2 separate regions of the Homo sapiens genome follow, and region 2 is linked to region 1. A link is an interaction called in ENCODE POLR2A ChIA-PET data of the cell type or tissue named here. Cell type or tissue: PC-9. All regions are shown on one strand. Links, peaks and the distances in the headings refer to the core of each region. The heading gives the core; the rest is flanking DNA.

Region 1 (7,264 bases), core at 2,349-4,848:
CATACCACATTTTTGTTTCCTCCCTGGCCATGTGCTGGCCCCTGAAGTGTTTAGATCTGCTGTTTTAAAAACTGAGCTCCCTAGCCAGTCAGATTAATTGCTTTGGATCATGCCATTCTGTCTTTCTCAGATTGTCGTATGTTAGTGTCTCCTGTGCCACATAAATAGTAATCTCTTGTAGGTGTCTGAGGTATATTTTTCTTGGACTTGTCAAAATTAGTTCTCAGAGCTTAGAGATGGTGTCCTGCTGGGTTTATTGTTCCCTTGTCTTCTTGTTACTAGTTCCAAAATTATATTCTCACTTTCTTCCAGGGTTCTTGGCTGCCTAACTGATCAATTCTTTTTTGGTCAGAGTTATGGATGAATTTTATTGGCTTCGTACTTTTCCAAAATTTCAACCATGAGCCTATAGGGTTGTATATATAAATTTTTAGTAGAGACAAGGTCTTACTGTGTTGCCCAGGCTGATCTCGAACTCCTGAGCTCAATCAATCCTTCTGCCTTGGTCTCCCGAAGTGCTGGGATTACAGGTGTAAGCCACCATGCCTGGCCATATATTACTTTGTAAAATGAACAAAGTTATTAATTGAAAAGCATGAAGGTGGTGAGGATGATAGCTTTGCTTATTGCTTTTTCAGAGGTGGGTCAAGAGTTCTTATGATATGTCTTTTAAATTCTAGAATAATACCTACAGATTTCTCTTTACATCTTGATTCTGTACAAATTTGTGTGGTTTAAAAAAATGAGAGAGTTCTCTCCACTTCTTTGGTTTCTTTAGGCAGTAAGTGACAAACTCTCATAGCAATACTTCATCTACTTTGCTTTCCTTTATATTTGCACCCAAATTTCTTCATTCTCTCACGCATATATCTCTTGTAGTAGATTGTTTGGACAAAGGGCACCTTGAACTGGCAGCCTTGCATTCTGCTTGCCTGCCCAGGCTTGGTCCTGTAAGGAGACTTGTCCTTTCTTTTTGTTTGTTTTTTGAGATAGGGTCTTGCTCTGATGTCCAGGCTGGAGTGCAGTTGTGCATCACAGCTCACTGCAGCCTCAAACTCCTGGGCTAAAGTGATCCTCCTGTCTCAGCCTCTCAAGTAGCTGGGACTGCAGGCACACACCACCATGCCTGGCTAGTTTTTTTGCAGAGATGAGGTCTTGCTTTGTTGCCCAGGCTGGTCTCAACTCCTGACCTCAAGCGATCCTCCTGCTTCAGCCTCCGAAACTGTTGGGATTACAGGTGTGAGCCACCATGCCTGACTGATTTGTTCCTTTTGGTGGTCAATCTTGGTTCAGTAGTATATAAATTTAGAGTGCTGCTGTATTTTGAGCAGCTGCTCTGTCATATGAGCTTGAAATATTGGGTTCTATGCTGCTTCTATGTTGTGTAAGTCTCCAAACTGAAAGGATTTGTGACTTTAAAAAATGCCCACTTTTGCTCATATTTTTTGTTTCCTTTATTTGTTTGGCACTTGTTTTCACAGCGGTGACTTCAGAGCACAATTACTGAGAAACCTTGAGTGTTGATGTAAATCCTCCACTGGGTTCTACTATTACATACATCTTCGTAACTAGGTAAACTTCCAGGAGTCACTGAAATTTGGTATCTGTAAATGAAAAATTATATCAAATACAGATACCAGTGAAATTGCTAGATTTCATTGATGATTTCAGTTCAGTATTCTAAAGTCTGGATGTCACTTAGTACTTGGCAGGATTGCAAAGCAATGACATATGTGCATGCAGGTAGTTTTAATTCAAGCCAATTGTGAGAAGGATGTTTTATTGGTATAAGATCAGTGTAGTGTTGAGTTGGTTGTGGTTTTCAATTGCTGCTTTTGTTTTGGTTTTAAATTATAAATTAGTTCATTTGTCTTTATCATCAGTTTACAGTTGCATTGTGTCATGTGCATTTAACTTATACTAATTCAAGTCTCAATGTTTGCTTAAAAATAATTAACAATATGTATTTTTTTCATGCAACATCTCCTTAAATACAGGCCAGATGCGTTTCTTCTGGTATTCAACCATAGAAACAGCAATCCCTTCCAATGCTGCAGGAAAATTGGCAGGGTTAGGCTTTGTGAAAGGTAATGCAGCACTCAGAAAACCACATGTGCTTACTGTGTGTGCTATTTAAGTAATTTTCAAGGATAATTTTGTCTTAACCTTAGCCTTGATTTTAGAAGCCAAGCCTTGCCTAAAAGGTGACTCCGTGCAGTTTGTGGAGAGTTCTTTGGCCAGATCTATAGGATGTAGTGCTGTGTTTTTAGCATCAGTAGTGCTTTGGAGTTATAATTTCCTAATAATGAGAATTGAAGTCAGGTATGTTTTGCTGTTAAAATATGACTCATTTGTGACTCTGTTTCTAAATAGGTGTGTATTTTCTCCCCTCTGTTTACGTGGTGATAGTCCATTTTTATCACTGAGTTTGTTCTAGTGGAAAGCAGTAGTGGGTGAGAAATGTGGACTGTGTTTAGTAACTTGGAAAGCCACTGGCTTAAAGTAAAGCACATTTTATTTCCCAGAGGTGGGAGTCCTTGGGGGTAGTGATAATGTTGGTTTACTTCTGAACATTTATCCAACTAATCAGTGATGGAATTAAGTCTCTATTATTCTTTCATATTATGAAAGCTTCTAATTGAAAATGCAAAACAATTATGAGGCACTTTAACCCCATCAAGTTTATGAGAAGAACATTAAGTGCCTAGTGGATGTTTGCCCAAAGGACCCAAGTGGGCAATTCACAAAGGAGGGAATTAACCAGTAAAAAGCCACAGAAAAGCACCGAATAAACCTAGTCTTCAGAGACTCAAAAGTTAAAATATTATCCTATATCCTGTTAAATTGGCAAAACCAAAAATGATTAACATACCTGACGCTGCAAAGTCACAGTGGCCTGGTGCATTTGGACGTTGTTGGTGATGTTGTGTAAAAGACTGCATCTTCTCGGAACAGCAATTTGGCATGATTATCAAGATCTACAAAAATGTTCATGCCCTTGCAGTCCTCTGTAATACTTGTTATCCCTAGGGAACTGAAATTATGGGTAAGGATATTCAGTCCCACATTATTTAATTTCCGAAACCATTAGAATAGCTTCAGAAGTTCAACAAGAGGAAAATGGTGAAGTCAGCCACGGTTATTCATTAGAAGAAACAACATAGAGTCTATATAGCAGAATGAAACATGCTTGTACTAGGCCAAGTGAAAAAAGGTAAAACATTAAATGAACACTGATGAGAACAAGGTTAAACATGTTATAACTAACATAATATCTAAGTGTTATTAGTTGTGGGGCAAGCGTTTATAGATGTATTTTCTCTTTTTTTGTTTATAATTAAATTCCTCATCAAAGTAAAGAGAACATTAAAGAATTAGATAAGGCTATGGTAGGATGAAAATGAGATGCTGGGATGACTTTGTTTTAAATCCAAGGAGATGTGTCAGCTGTTTTTGGTGTGCCGTGTGGTTCTACAAACTGCTCATTTGCTGTGTAAATGGATGTAGCTTTCCAAGATGCCTGGGTATGAATGAGAAGTAATTTTGGTAAAGTAACATGTTAAGGGCATATTTTAAAGTTCACATTCCATCTGCTGAGTGTTCTGTATTTGCAAAGGTATTTATTACAGGCTTTCTTGCTCCGTTGAGAATACAAGCTATAGAACCATGTAGAAATAGTTTTTTTTTTTTTTTTTTTTTTTTAGATGGAGTCTTGCTGTGTCACCCAGGCTGGAGTGCAGTGGTGCGATCTCGGCTCACTGCAACCTCTGCCTCCCGGGTTCAAGCAATTCTCCTGCCTCAGCCTCCCGAGTAGCTGGAGTTACAGGCGTCCACCACCACGCTTGGCTAATTTTTTTGTATTTTTAGTAGAGACAGGGTTTCTCTATGTTGGCCAGGCTGGTCTCGAACTCCTGAGCTCAAGTAATCCACCCGCCTCAGCCTCCCAAAGTGCTGGGATTACAGGCGTGAGCCACCATGCCCGGCGTGTATTCCTCATTTTAAAGCTTTAGATCATTTGTATTTACTTTGATTTAAAGATACTGTCTTACATTTGATATTGTCAGTTGGTATCAACATTTAAAAACAGGTTTACAATTGATAATGAGAAAATAACTTTTATTCGAGGAATGCAAGTCCTTTTATTTTTTATTTGTTTTTGAGATGGAGTCTTGCTCTGTCACCCAGGCTGAAGTAGCTGGGATTACAGGGGGCCTTGCTAATTTTTTGTATTTTTAGTAGAGACGGGCTTTCACTATGTTGGCCAGGCTGGTCTCGAACTCCTGAGCTCAAGTGATCCACCCGCCTCAGCCTCCCAAAGTCCGGGGATTACAGGTGTGAGCCACCACGCCCAGTGAGCTTGGGTTTTCTGCTATAGAACTGACCAGGGCATTCTGGATTTGTGAGTGAAAGCAGGAACCCCTGGAGGGGTGCATCTTGCATTCTGCTTGTTGGGCGAGATGAATGTAGGCCACTCTACCTTCCAGACTGCAGAACTTCCTTGGTATTTACCTTTGTGAAAGGGATCCACAAATGACTTTTTACCCCTGCCAGGGGTTGATGGAAGTTGTTTCCAGGTGTGACCCATCTTCATTGGCTTATCCTGGCGAGCTGTTAGGAAAAAGTGTCATTTTAACTTGCTGTATTCCTCTGAAGCTCCAGAATACAAGATCTGAGCTCACTCTGTTGAAAAACTCCTTTGTTTCTACCTGAAAGCACAGGATGTTCATTTCTATCAGATCAGTTCTTTTCTGTATACCAGCCTGAACATGTGTGTGTCTTTGTCTAAGCACCTCTTGCTTCATAAGATACACCACCAAATTGAAAAGAGTTAGTGACAACTGTTCCTTGGCTGGCATCAAAACCAGACACCAAAGAAAAGCCAGCAAGTAATTTTGTAAGACTAGGTCGGGCTGACCGACGTCATTTTTCTTTCTCAGTTTTGTGTAACTTTTCTGTTTTAAAAAATTGTTTTGCATTAACACGCTGACAGAAATATGCTGCTAATGACATAGTCATGATCTTGATGATGGTGATAATAACTGTAGCCAGCCTTCCTTCACTCTTTGCTCCCCATGTGCCAGGCACTATGCTACACGTGGGACCCCTTTAATCTCACAGTGATCCTGTGTGGGGGGCATAGTTGTTGCTGTTACCTCAGATGAAGAGGGGAGGCTGAGCAATGTTGAGTCAAACCACAGGGACAGGCAGAGCCACGTTCTGAGCTGCACCGTCTTTCTTCCTGATGTAACCATTGTGCCCAGCACATTTAGCATCACCATTTGCTTTCAAAAGCCAGAACATTTTAATCAGAGGAATGCAAACTTTTAAAAGACATTATGAATTTACTTTTTGTGCAGTTTCCTGATGAAAATCACAGGGCTTGCATGTTTTCAAGTGACCAATTTTAATACTAGGTTGGTATTCTTCCTTCCCTCCTTCCTCTTGTCTCTCCGTCTTTCCCTTTTATGTCTTCCATCACAGGGAGTTCTGCATCTCCGTTGCAGAACAACCCTGTAGACTTTTAGGGTTTTGAGTTCCCAGAGGAGCATCTCAAAGCCTTTCCAAATCCAATGATGTCAGACCTTAAAGATCACGGGGCCCAGGGCTGGCAAATCCATGGCCTCACTTTGCTGCCCACCTTTCCGGGTCTGTCATGGAAACTGAGAACAGGGCACATCCCTGTCTGGAGTCTTGGAATCTCTACATCATTGCAGGTGATACCCCTAGGAAACTGGAACTTAAGATACAATTTATCTGCCTTTCCTAATTTACTCTGAAAGCAAAAGTTCTAGATTAGATTCCTGTGGTCCGTGGTGGGAGAGTCATCTGTCCAAGGCCACATACCTTGTAAGTGGCAGGTGAGTCTTGACTGCAAGGCTAGCGTTTTCTGCTCTGCCGGGACACCTTGATTTTCTCAGAATGCAGGTCCAGCGCAAGAGTTTCCTGCTCAGAAATGCCCATGGCTCCCTTTCACTTACAGTTCTTCCTGACCCTCAGGGCCTCTAGGATGAAAAGTCTGGGAGCAAGTTACTTCATCACATCCAGATAACCCTTTTATGTGCAGGGTGTTTGGTTGGAGGTGCTGCCCTCAAGGCGTTTACAGGCTAGCCGAGGGCTCGAGGTGTCATCTCCGTTTAAGAATGCTTAGAATACCAGGCAAAAAGTGATAGTTTTAATCAGCAGTAAGAAGTGCTTTTGCAGTTCAAAGGTGTGAGATGATCATGGATTGGCCATAACCAGGAAAGACTTTTGGGAGGAGATGGCATTGACTAGATCTTCATAGAAGGACAGATGTGTGGGCATGGTGACTGAAACAGCATGAAGGGTGACTTGTGTCTAAGGAGCAGGAAACATTTGGCTGGGTGATGTGGTCTGCAGGCAGAAGATAAGGCTAGGAAATGACTGTCCCGGAGGGTCTTGGATGAAGGGCCATCCGCTAATACTGAGGAAGTCATTGGGAGCCAGTGAAAATTTTTGAGCAGGGAAATTGGGGCTGTATTTTAACCAGATGGAGCTGGTTTGATGGTAAGGGTGTACTAGAGAAGGGGAACCCCACATTCTGAATTAATGTCACTTAGGAAAGGACCCCTTGTAAGTATGAAATGGTTATAATTGTGTGTGTGTGTGTATGAATTTGAGAAAAGTGTATAACTGAAGAACACTAGGTATGGTTTTCTTGTTTTTTTTTTTGTTTTGTTTTTTTGTTCGTTTGTTTGTTTGTTTGTTTTTTTAAAGACATGGTCTCTCTCTCCCTCTGTTGCCCAGGCTGGTGTGCAGTGGCATGATCACGGTCACTGAAGCCTTGACCTCCTGGGCTCAAGTGATCCTCCCACTTCAGCCTCCTGAGTAGCTGTGACTACAGGAACGTGCCACTATGTGCCAGGCTAATTTTTGTATTTTTTATGGAGACAGGTTTTTGCCGTGTTGCCCAAGCTGGTGTCGGACTCCTGGACTCAAGTGATCCACCTGCCTCAGCCTCCCAAAGTGCCGGGAGGTATGGTTTTAGACAAAGAAAAAAAAAATTACAGTAATGATTTTCACCTGGAGAGGATAAATGGGAGGAGGTGGGCTGAATTCAGGGCTGACTGTGTTTTTTGGCAGTGTCGATTTGGTGTTCAGTTTTCAGAGGCATTCCGTTAAGCCATTTGGAGGCAGTATTTTAAGTGAGAATGTGGCTATAGGGGTGGGCAGATAAGCTTGTGACTGATTCGGTCAGGGTGTTGGTAGGCAGACCTAGCCCTGGTGGTCGCCGTACCGGTGGTGC
Region 2 (7,264 bases), core at 2,120-4,619, 53 kb after region 1:
ATCTTAGATATCAGATAGTTACACTGGTAAATATTTCATCATGTTCAATATATGTATTTGTCAAAAAGGAATATTAAACTAATATCCTGCCTTCTGCCTCACTTTCTAAAGAAGATACTGTGTTTTGAAAGGTGGCTTACAAAATGCTTTGTGATATTCTAAATGCTGAGGCAAAATATATGAAGTTAAATGTTTTTGAGATGAAGGCTGTCAACAGCTTTCGGAGCATAGGCAAGAAGATTGTGGGGCAAGTGTGCGCAGGAAGTGTGAGGCCCAAAGTGTCCTGCCCTGGAGAGTGAGACGGAACATCCCCAGGGAGTACCGTGCTGAACATCAAGCCTGATCTTACCCTGCTGTCACAGGAGATTAAGTGGCCAGGCTGGTTCTTCAGTCCTCATTTCTCAAAACACATACATGGATGTTTTCTATGATTATAGTTTATAGTGACCTTGTGCAGAAGCATTGAGCCAGTTTATTATTAAAACTTGGACTAGGTAAACTATAATTTGATTTCTGTACAGGCGATAACCACTGGAGATAGCAAGAGTGAATGACAGTGTGGTGACGGGCAAATCTTATTTGTTACTGTTTAGACAATCTATATATACATAGATAAACAGTCTATATATATACATAAAACAACAGTATATATATAAAAATATATAAATATATGTCTCAAAAATATATATTTTGAGACAGGATCTCACTTTATCACAAGGCTGGAGTGCAGTGGCACCATCATGTCTCACTGCAGCCTTGAACTCCCTGGGCTCAGGTGGTCCTCCTACCTTAGCCTCTGGAGTAGCTGGGACTACAGGCACGTGGCGCCATGCCTGGCTAATTTTTGTGTTTTTTATTATTATATTTTTTTAGAGATGGGATCTCACCATGTTGCCCAGGCTGGTCTTGAACTCCTGGACTCAAGCGATCTGCCTGGTTTGGCCTCCCAAAGCTCTAGGATTACAGGCGTGAGCCACTGCACCCAGCCTGTTTAGACAATATTAAAGCCATTGTTTTTCTAGTGTTAGAGTTTGTATGTTATAATTTAGTACATGCTTAATTGAAGGTATTGGTGTAACCCCAAAATATATATTTTTCACATAACTCAGATTAGCAGTGGTATTTAGTGCTTTAGTTATATCTTCCAGCAGATAACTGAATGGATCTCACTTTATTTTTATCATAATTGGTGAGAGCTGGGAATCTTATGTCTCCAGGAGATGGCTGTACAGGAACTGTGTGTGATTCGCAATGTGGAAGAGCAGGGTCTTGCTCCCTTGGGAACCCTGCAAGTAGTTGAGCCCCCTGGTCACTCAGCTTATCACTGTGGATGCTGGGCACTCCTGGGGGATGCTCTGGAGCCCCTCTCAGGGTATTGCCTTTTCGCTGGCTATGGGGTTGGAGGAGAGGGTCAGACTCCTTCCCTGCCCTCAGCTTGCCGGCTGCCCAGGCACACCCTGTGTGCAGCTTCAGCATTCCTGTGGCATTGGTCTCTGTGGTTTTTCTTCTTTTCACATAGCTTACTTTACGCCCTGTTCGCTCCACAACTCTTTTCAAAGACAGGATGGAGGTACAGGAAGGAAATAACTTAATTTGAATATTAAAATTCTGTTAATTTTAGAATGCAGTCTCTTCAGTTCTGGAATTGATTTCTTTTGGTTGCTGTTGGTCTTTGTAAGGAGCGTAACATTGCTTAAGATTTATATATAACCGAGTCATTTTCTGTCTCTGTATCATATTCCTTTAGGTAAGCTTTTTCAAAGTTACTTTGAATAGTTGATATAGATTTAGAACAAACGAGTCACCATTCTCAGGATACTTCTATTGCCTTTCTGGAATAATGCAGCTCATTGTTCTGCCAAGTATCCTCTAATCAGCCTGAAAAGTGTTTTCTTTTATTTCATCATGACATTGGGCCTTTTAATTGAGAGTGAAAATCATTAAAGGCAAATTATTTTGTGTAAATTATGGTAGATTTAGCCTTACTACATAATTTTGGAATGTTTTTATGATTGGTTGTGTATGCTCTGGCAGATGTCTTTATCATGACTTATTTTAGGTGGGTTAAGAATTCTTTTTTTTTTTGGAGACAGAGTTTCGCTCTTGTTGCCCAGGCTGGAGTGCAATGGCGCGATCTTGGCTCACTGCAACCTCCGCCTCCCTAGTTCAAGTGATTCTCCTGCCTCAGCCTCCCAAGTAGCTGGGATTACAGGCATGTGCTACCACGCCCGGCTAATTTTGTATTTTTAGTAGAGACAAGATTTCTCCTTGTTGGTCAGGCTGGTCTTGAACTCCTGACCTCAGGTGATCCGCCCGCTTCAGCCTCCCAAAGTGCTGAGATTATAGGCCTGAGCCAATGCACCTGGCTAGAATTCTTGGCATAGTACACAGTGGCATTATTTCCAAGGCTTTTTTTTTTTTTTTTTTTTTTTTTTGACAGAGCCTTGCTCTGTTGCCCAGGCTATAGTGCAGTGGTATGATCTCAGCTCACTGCAACCTCTACCTCCTGGTTTCAAGCAATTCTTCTGCCTCAGAGAATCAAACAGTTGTCCTCCCAAGTAGCTGAGATTACAGGCACCCACCACCACACCTGGCTAATTTTTTGTATTTTTAATAGAGACAGGGTTTCGCCATGTTGGCCAGGCTAGTCTTGAACGCCTGACACTCAGGCGATCCACCTGCCTGGGCCTCCCAAACTAGTGGGATTACAGGCATGAGCCGCCGTGCCCGTTTGCAAATTTTTAAAAGTAAAAAAGCAAAACAAACCCACATGTCAGTGTTTCAGTATTTACTTCAGGGGGAAATTGTATCCTAACATACCCTGCACCATAAGCTGAAATTTCAGTGCCAATTCCATTGCTTGTGTGTCCATCCAAAATAAAGACAAGTTTTTGCAGGAATGTCAGATGACTGTGGGACAGGCCTAGACAGGAACAAAACTGGAGGCTTCGCATCAAAACAAACACCCACCTAACCACATGGGTTTTGCCCTGTGAGTTGTTTGTCATCCTAGATTTTCAGCAAGAATGGGCTTTAGTACCATATTTCACATATGAGGAGGTGCTAATTTTGTTAATCATATCACATTGGTAATATTCATCACTACATTGTAATATGAAAGTTGAAAGTCTTGAACTTAAAGTTCATAAATTCATTGCCCAAATCTCTGGTTGGCTTTAAATGTCCTTTTGGAGGGGAGAAGGAAAGAGGGGCATGGTTTGAGGGTTATACTGAAATAATCTGCTTGCTGTATGATATCGAGCAGGTCTAACTAAAAAGGTAGGTGGTGGTTTCTCTTGCATGCATACAAACATGTTTCTGGCCCCAGTTGTCAAACGAGTTTTGTGTTTTCCTTGTCTAGTCTTGTTGACCTGCTATTTATTTTAGTCTTTTGATAAACAGGAAGTGTTGCTGCACTGCACTCAGGAATGTATTAAGTAACTATTAATATTAAACAAGATTGGAGGGATGAGAAGGGATTTAACTTAAAGTAGAGGGAGGATATAAGAAAATGAAATAATCCTTAAAATTTTAGAATTAAAATTTATTTGGGGCCTTTTGAAATGCTTTTTTTCCCTTGAAACCTCAAATTCTGGATTTACATTTGATGTTTCTGTTGGTGGTATATTACATTGCTTTAAGGTTGTTTAGAACAAACGTCACAATTAATGATGACATGAAGGTTAGGATTCGAGCACTAGCTTTTTTCAGACAGGTCTAAAAAGGGCTCTGCCCTAGTCTATCCCTAGCAGAGATGTTACATGTGCCTGGCTCAATTCAACGTATCAGTATATTGTGGGGAGAAAGGATGAATAAGGACAACACCACAAGTTGTGATGGAGTGTATTGTTTCTAGGCTGTTTCCCTGGTTGTTCCAATACACCATGCATTTTTTTAAAATTTATTTTTTATTTTTATTTTTTTTTGAGTCTCGCTCTTGTCCCCCAGGCTTGAGTGCAGTGGCTCAATCTCGGCTCACTGCAACCTGCTCCTTCCGGGTTCAAACAATTCTCCTGCCTCTGCCTCCCAAGTAGCTGGGATTAAGGCACCTGCCACCACGCCCGGCTAATTTTTGTATTTTTTAGTAGAGACAGGGTTTCACCATGTTGGTCAGGCTGGTCTCGAACTCCTGACCTCAGGTGATCCGCCTACCTCGGCCTCCCGAAGTGCTGGGATTACAGGCGTGAGCCACCGTGCCCGGCCAATTTATTTTTATTTTTGAGATAGAGTAGAGTCTTGTCGTGTTGCCCAGGCTGGAGTACAGTGGTGTGATCACAGCTCACTGCATCCTTGGTCTCCTAGGCTCAAGCAATCCTCCAGCCTCAGCCTCTCAGTAGCTGCGACTACAGGCATGCACCACCATGCCTGGCTGATTATGTTGCCTTTTGTGGAGACGTGGTCTCACTTTGTTGCCCAAGCTGGTCTTGAACTCCTGGGTTCAAGCAATCCTCTGGCCTCGGCCTCCCACAGTGCTGGGATTACAGGTGTGAGCCACTGTGCCCAGCCTCACTGTGCATGTTTTGACCTCCTCACCTTTGTCCTAAGATTTCTCCTGATTGAAAATAAATGACCATTTCTTCATGAAGCGTTCTTTGTCTTTAGTGTTTTCTGTATTTTCTCAATTCATGTACTGCTTGGTTGGCAGTTACAATTTCCATAACTGAGTATTGTTAGTGACCTTTTCATATACCTATGGCTTGCCTCCCAAAATTGATTTTTTTTTTTTTTTTTTTTGAGATGGAGTCTCTGTTACCCAGGCTGGAGTGCAGTGGCACCATCTTGGCTCACTGCAGCCTCCTCCTCCCAGGCTCAAGCAATTCACCTGCCTCAGCCTCCCAAGTAGCTGGGATTACAGGCATGCACCACCATGCCCAACTAATTTTTTGTATTTTAGTAGAGACAGGGCTTTACCATGTTGCCCAGGGTGGTCTCGAACTCCTGAGCTCAGACAGTCCACCCATCTCGGCCTCCCAGAGTGCTGGGATTACAGGCGTGAGCCACCACGCTTGGCCCCGAAATTAATATTTAAGTGTTGTAGAACAGGGGTTTTATTATAGATTTGGCTGTACCGCTGTTATTGCATAACACAATTATTTTCAGACTGGGTGTTTGGTTCTTAATTCACTGGTGGTGTGCACCATGCCATCCTGCCATCCCCAGCTGCTGTCAGAGTACATGGTAAATATAGAAATGTGTCCAGTCAGTAGTAGCCACGTGGACGCTCTTCTCCATATTTGACTTTTCTTGCTCTTAGAAGGCTTTTCCAGTAATCTGCGTGGGACCGTGACTTTGCTTGCTTATGGTGTTTCCAGCACCTCCACCAGACTCTCAGGGTTTGGAAAGCTGTTCTGGGTGAATGGTGTCTACAGAACTTTGAACTCTGCGATTGCAGGGGAACATGCTTATAAATGCGTGTTTAATACAGAATGTTGTAGAGGAGATTAGGTACTTTTAATTTTGTATTATGGGTTGTTTTCAAGATCTAATTATGTGTTGGTAGGAATGGCTGTTTTATTTCTACTTGTGGGAAAAAGGCTGCCTGGAGTTTGTTTAATTTTTCTGATATAGCATCATAGACTGGTAGAGCAATATAGGAACCCCAGAGACCATCCAACTCCCTCATTTCTATACAAAAGGACTTGGGTGCCCACAAAGAGGAAATGACTTGTGCAGTTTCAGGCCACTTAACCACAGAGTCATTTTATTGTCCTTTTTGTGGCTACTGATAGATAAGGCTTGCACTCACTAGATGCCCTTGTCATCAAGGCCCAGGTCACCAGCTGCACACAATTTATCTGTATGTCTTTAAAGCAGGGGGGTCCAATCTTTTGGTATCCCCGGGCCACACTGGAAGAAGTGGTGTTATCTTGGACCACACATAAAATACACTAACAATATCTGATGAGGTAAAACAAAAATTGCAAAAAAAAATCTGATATTATTTTGAGAAAGTTTATGAATATGTGTTGGGCCACATTCAAAGCCATCCTGAGGCTGGGTGCAGTGGCTCACACCTGTAATCCCAGCACTTTGGGAGGCCGAGGCAGGTGCATCACCTGAGGTTGGCAGTGCGAGACCAACCTGACCAACATGGAGAAACCCTGTCCCTACTAAAAATACAAAATTAGCCGGGGGTGGTGGCGCATGCCTGTAATCCCAGCTACTCGGGAGGCTGAGGCAGGAGAATCGCTTGAACCCAGGAGGCAGAGGTTGCAGTGAGCCAAGATTGCACCATTGCACTCTAGCCTAGGCAACAAGAGCAAAACTCTGTCTCAAAAAAAAAAAAAAAAAAAAAAAAGAAAAGCCATCCTGGGCCACACGTAGCCCATGGGGCTGCAGGTTGGACAAGCTTGCTTTCAAGCTTCACAACCTACTCTGCTCTTTTGTCCCCTCCTCCCATCTGATAAGTTTATAGTTACAAGTTTTATTGTTGTTTGAGGTAGTCCATTTCACACTTTAATTACTAGTTGTGTAATTATGTTTTGCCTGAGTTCCCATACAGCTAATTTGTTTCCATGCTTCCATGCAGGATTTTATCAGAAACTTTAAAGTATCCTAGGGAATATTACCAGTGCAGACTAGTTGTATTTGTGCTTGATGTATTCTCTGTTTTAATGCATTGTGTTAAACTTCCTTTTTCTGAGACACCATGTACCATAATTTCTTAAATAAACTGAAGGCACACGCATTACATTTCAAATGTCTCATAAGGGAATATAGGAACAGAGAACTAACCATGTATGTAAGGAATTATGAATTTTATGGAATTAATGTATAAAATCTCTTTTATGTGTATTTTATAAGGTGTCTTGGAGCCCGTACTTTAAAATTCTCCTATTTTAAATGGATGTCTGTATTTGAAACTGACCAGATGGCCTAGATAAAGTCTTGAGTCATAATATTAGGGCCTTTCAGAAAAATCTAAGTGCCAGTAGATTTTCAAACAAAATAGGTTAGCAAGGGAATAGAAATTGATCTTTGGCTTGAAATAACCAGTAACAGACTTCAGTGAATGTTTTGTGGTGTGAGGGCTATGTTTAAGAGGGAGCTCTAGTTGATTCGTATGCTAGACCACAGATTCTAGGAGGGTGGGACCCATTCATTGCGATGACCCTGCATCTTGTTCCGTGCCTGCCACATGGTAGATGCTTCGTGAATATTTGTGGAATGAATGCATACTGTGGCCTATGGGACTCACCATGGTGATAAACGGTAAAACATGCACATCTTCAAGACGTCATTTTAAGTGCTTTGGGGGGACTGG

The links. Peaks named below come from ENCODE experiments on the same cell type or tissue, not always from the same donor. Only the 100,000 strongest peaks of a DNase experiment are listed, where the experiment ranks them.
Region 2: POLR2A ChIA-PET joins it to region 1 with 13 read pairs; 8 of 35 experiments call an interaction of 5 or more read pairs at or near these places.

What each region holds. Positions count from the first base shown.
Region 1 is chr10:34,769,231-34,776,494 of GRCh38, reverse strand. The region is part of intron 1 of PARD3 (par-3 family cell polarity regulator); the gene reads left to right. Among named protein-coding and RNA genes, the nearest start is that of PARD3, 42 kb to the left of the region's middle. In PC-9, for the core only: no CTCF peak of the experiment used is centred there; no DNase peak of the experiment used is centred there.
Region 2 is chr10:34,715,620-34,722,883 of GRCh38, reverse strand. All of the region lies in intron 1 of PARD3 (par-3 family cell polarity regulator), which reads left to right. Among named protein-coding and RNA genes, the nearest start is that of PARD3, 96 kb to the left of the region's middle. RefSeq lists a silencer at 5,669-5,808. In PC-9, for the core only: no CTCF peak of the experiment used is centred there; a DNase peak (open chromatin) is centred at 3,363; H3K27ac peaks cover 1,600 bases.